2 separate regions of the Mus musculus genome follow, and region 2 is linked to region 1. Evidence: chromatin loops called from intact Hi-C (ENCODE). Cell type or tissue: heart. All regions are shown on one strand.

Region 1 (2,500 bases):
GTTTAAGACTCAAACGAAACGACTTGCCTACTTGCAGTTTGCTCTGCCTTGTGTTTGTAGTTCAAGAGCTGAGGAAGCTGCCAGCTGCTATGCTGCCCCGACCACTGTGGACTCTGACCCTTTGGAGCCATTGTAAGTCTCCTTCAAGTAACAAGACAGTCATCCATGAAAGAAGCATGGACCAGTTGTGATGACTCATTGCTACAATCCAAGCATTTGCTAGGCTGAGATAGGAGGAACAGCACAGGCACTAGGCCAGCCTGGGCTACATAATGAGTTCCAACCCAGCCTGGCCATAGAGTGAAACAGAATCACAGAAAACCAAAGAGGGAGAGAGAAAGAGGGAGGAAAGAGGGAGAGGGAGGGAGAGAGAGAGAGAGAGAGAGAGAGAGAGAGAGAGAGAACGAACGATGTTGGTGGTAAGGATAAAGGTAGAATATTAACTCCAGAATCCTGAAACAACAGACATTGAAGCCATTGTTTCTGGAATGGGAATATATCTCACTTGATGGCGCCTACTCAGCCCAGAAGAGTCCTATACTCCTCCATCTTTCCTCCATATATAGGCTCTCATGGCCATGACTCAAAAGCCTCTTAGGTTTCTCTTCTTTTTAGGACCTAGATACAATTGGCTTTTCTAACAATGTAGCCCCCTACATTTTTTGGCAAGGAAGCCACTTTTTTCTCAGAGTGTCTCCTTACACGATCTACTTAAACACAGCCGGGAACAATCTACATGTGATGTTGGCATTCTACTTTAGAGCCCTCTCCCTGGAACTCACACTGTCGGTAGGCTGTACTTTCCAGCTAGCTGAAGCTATCAGCTTTCATAGCTGCTAGGCCACTTCAAGTTAGCTCTGTAGCAATAGAGGCTGTTTGCTAAGCTCTCTTGTATTTATACATATTCACTTGAAATGCTGGGAATTTAAATATAAAACCCTTTAAGTAAAACAAACGAGCCCTTTTCAACTAAAAAAAGAAAAAAAAAAACATCAAGGTGGGTGATACCTGAGGAATAACAGCTGGGGCTGGCACCTGACTGTCATATACTTGAGCACACATGTGTACCTGCACACATGTGAACATACATAACACACGCCTCAATAAAATGTATGTTGTGGTGGGGCTGCAGAGGTGCGTCAGTGGTGAAGAGAATTTGCTACTCTTCCAGAGGACCCAAGTTTTGTTTCCATGTTAGACAGCTCCCAACTGCCTGTAACTCCAGCTCTGGAGATTTGATGCCACCTCCTGGCTTCTATGGGCATTACATTCATGTGCACAAACACACATAATCAAAGTAAAAATATACTGTGTTAAATGCATAAACATATACCATGGTCATTTATCAGATCGCCTATAGACTGCTCTGAAGGGCATTTTCTTGATTAGTGATTGATGTGGGAGGGCCCAGACCATTGTGGGTGGTGCCACCCCAGGGGAGGTGATCCTAGGTGATCTAAGAAAGCAGGCTTGAGCAAGCAGTGGGTGTAAGCCTGGTTGTCTTTGGCCTCTGCTTTAGTTCTTGCCCTGACTCTCCTCAGTCCTTGGTGACCTATCAAGTATCCTACAGATATGATGACAACTTCAGGACAGAACTGCATTTTAGACATCAACTGTGGCTTCTTTTTCACAGCTCTAATAATTTCTTCAAGGCACTGCAGGGTCTCATGTATCCCAAGATACCTCCTGCTTAGCTAGGATGCAACCAGTGTTATATGGCCCTGAAGATGGAACCCAGGGACTTTTATGCTAGGCAAGTGCTCTACCAACTGAGCTACATCCTCAGACCCTTACCTCCAATACTAAGTATTTCCCTTCTTTTCCCTAGTGGGCATTTACCTCTGCGCCAGTGTTATCGATATCCTGTAAATGAAAAAAGTTAATGATACCTTTAAAGCAGGACCATTATAATCACTACAGTGACCAGCAACCCTAAATATATTGTACTTAAAAGAATAGAGTTTGTGTTGGGCGTGGTGGCATACCTTTAATCTCAGCATTCCGGGAGGCAAAGGCAAGATCTCTTGAGTTCAAGGCCAACCTGTCCTACACAGTGAGTTCCAGGACAGCCAAGGCTATGCAGAAACTCTGTCTCAAAAAATAAAATAAAATAAAATAAAGCTGGGGGTGGCTAATAATTCAGCATTTTATCAATAATTTACCCTTAGCAACTTTTTTTTGTTTTTGTTTGTTTGTTTGTTTGTTTGTTTTTCGAGACAGGGTTTCTCTGTGTAGCCCAGACTGTCCTGGAACTCACTTTGTAGACCAGGCTGGTCTTGAACTCAGAAATCCCGCCTGCCTCTGTCTCTGCCTCCTGAGTGCTGGGATTAAAGGCGTGATCCACCACTGCCCCCGGCTACCCTTAGCAACTTTTAAGAGGTAACATAAGAATGGGGTTTTGGTTAGAACCTAAGAGTTTTCTTACTGTAGATAGGCCAGAATAGTCAGATATTACCTGGGGACAGTGAAAAATGAGAAAGGGCATGAGCTATCAAAGGTG
Region 2 (2,500 bases), 290 kb before region 1:
GCTAGAGAGATAGCTGTCAGTAGTGGGCCTGCCTGGCAAGCAGGAGGACCTGAGTTCAATCCCATGTAATCAAAGAGAACAATTATGGCAGCAGGCACTTATAATCACAGGCCTGGGGAGGCAGAGACAGGTGGCTTGCTGGCCAGCCCCAGGTCAATGCCAGGCCAGTGAGTCTGTTTCAAAAACAAGATGGAAGACATCTGAGAAACACGTGGGGCTGTCCTCTGGCCTCCACCCTCCTTCATTCTACACAAGAGTGCTTCATGGCTGGGCTTTGGCATCAGGCAACACTGAGTTCTGGGTCTAGTTCTATTACTTCCTTGCAGTGTGGCTTTGGTCCCTCTAATTGATCCCTCTGGCATCCTTACCTGTAAAGTCCAGATCATCAAAGCAACCCTCTCTCACTTAGATCTAGCACTGGTGGTACAAGAAATCTACATAGCATCAGGCACAATCCACCATGGATGGGGCCTTCTGTGTCCAGTGTACACTGTCACCTCTAACTACCTGTGTCCCACGGTGGTCCAGTGAGCCAGTCTGTCTGTACTTTTCTCTGCAGGTGAACAAAGCAACGAAGAAGTTGCCCACTGTCCAACAGCCTCTGGATTATTGCTGTGTCCAGAGTCCTTGGCCTCGCTTGCTAGTGCGTAGGAAGAAGTCCCCAGACCGACCAGACCAGAGTTGAGAAAACATCAGCCTTCAGAAATAACGAAGCAGTGGGCTCCATCCTTCACCCATATTGTTCTCCATATTGACAGCATCTTTTCCTGGGCTGGGCTGGAAGAGGTGGTTCTGCCCAAGACAATAGAGTAGGAAGCTGGAAGGGCGCCTCCTCCGAACTGCCTCAAGAGCTTTTGCGGGATCTATTTTGTCTTTTTCTGGAAAAGGCTCACCTTCTTTCCCTAAGGTCCCAGTCCAGGAGAGGAAAAAATATCTTGCTCACTCCAGCCTCGCAGAGGAGGTCAGGGTTGGGGCAATCCCTGTCAGACCAGCGCTTCCTTTTGTCCCAACCCCCAGCACTTCAGGCCAGACCCGCTGACACTCGACAGCGCCTGCAGTTTACCTTGGCTCCGGTCCAGTGAGTTTGAGCCCAGCCCTGGGGCGGCCCCCACCTCTCCACCTTGTTACGCCTTCCCACCCTCCTCTGCAGCGCAAAGAGCAGTTTAAATATAAATCAGTCCTCAGCACAAACAGAGCTTGGGCAGCGAGTCTCAGAGCCATCACCGGAACCGAGGGCCCAGGTTTGCGGAGCGAGTGCAGACACGCAGAGCCCTGCTCTGGACAACCCCAAGAGCCACAGAGACTCCTCGCTCCCTTCCATCACCCCGTGCCCCTCGAGTCCACTCTAGCTCCCCACCCCTTCCCCAGTGCCGCGCCCACCTTAAATCCCCAGGTTTCTCCTGGCCTGCAGCCTCCTGCCTCCTCCATACGCGGTCTCCTCTTCCTCGGGGACCCGCCATCTCCCCACACACTACCCCCAACCCTCAACCCTGGCCAGCAGGACCTGATAGGCAGCCAAGGCTCACCCAGCTCGAGTCCCAGAGCCTCTGGGCTTCCGCAGCCGCGACTCCAGGACCCAAGACACCTGCCTGGGGGAGGCGACAGCGGCTGGGCGGGGGCTAGCAGCACCTCTGACACCCGAGGAAGAGAGGGAGGAGAGAGAGCGCGTTTCATCATCGCTGCCACTTATAAAAACTTCTGGGCGCTCACTCTCTCGCTCAGTCTCCACGTCTCGCTCCCCATAGCCCGGCTACCGCCGCTGAAGCCTGAAGCACCCAAGTCCCGCAGAACCTGACCCCGGCCTGTCGCCACCACCTTGGCCCGGTCAGGGGACGTCGCCTCAGTCACGATGGGGCTCCTGCCCAAGCCCGGAGCACGCCAGGGCAGCGGCACCTCCTCGGTCCCAGCCAGACGTTGCTCCCGCTCGGTCTTCAACAACATTAAGGTGAGTAGTGTTGTGAGTAGTGTTCGTGTTCGGGGCAGGAGGGCGGCAGAGTGGGTGACACAACCTAGGACGTCGATGAGGCCAGTCCGGGAGCTCTGGGTTGCACCCGGCTCCCTTCTCTGTCCCCGGTGCCACATCCGTGGGGCCTGGCCCGGCGCGTGAGCGTGAGCGTGAGGGGGCGACACCTCTCTCTCTCTCTCTCTCTCTCTCTCTCTCTCTCTCTCTCTCTCTCTCTCTCTGTGTGTGTGTGTGTGTGTGTGTGTGTGTGTGTGTTGCGCGCATATGCTCATAGGCTCTCGTGGGGAGTAATAATCAGAACAGACGTAACTTTGTAAAGGGGAACTGTCCTGTTCTTCCATGGAGAAAGAACACCTCCAGGGAATTCTGTTGGGTCTCTGCTGTGGGTATGCGCTCTTCCTTAATGAGAAGGGATGCAGAGGAGTTTAGCCAGCACCTTGTGGGCAACAGGCTGTGGGCAGCCTGAGATGCAAGTCAGAGCACAGGCACCTTGTCTCAGTGGATGGTAGAAGCCTGCATTCCTTGCCTGGGTTTTCA

What was found. Peaks named below come from ENCODE experiments on the same cell type or tissue, not always from the same donor. Only the 100,000 strongest peaks of a DNase experiment are listed, where the experiment ranks them.
Region 2: it touches region 1 in a loop (2.2-fold over the local background); 4 of 42 quality-filtered maps call a loop at or near these places.

What each region holds. Positions count from the first base shown.
Region 1 is chr9:103,301,622-103,304,121 of GRCm38, forward strand. No RefSeq gene overlaps it. Among named protein-coding and RNA genes, the nearest start is that of Topbp1, 2.5 kb to the right of the region's middle. In heart, a CTCF peak has its summit at 1,259 (motif pointing left); no DNase peak of the experiment used is centred here; H3K27ac peaks cover 115 bases.
Region 2 is chr9:103,006,771-103,009,270 of GRCm38, forward strand. Slco2a1 (solute carrier organic anion transporter family, member 2a1) reads left to right here and starts at 1,717. Exons shown (of 14, transcript NM_033314.4): 1 at 1,717-1,945. The coding sequence starts at 1,850. In heart, no CTCF peak of the experiment used is centred here; DNase peaks (open chromatin) are centred at 1,081 and 1,651; H3K4me3 peaks cover 1,943 bases; H3K27ac peaks cover 1,874 bases.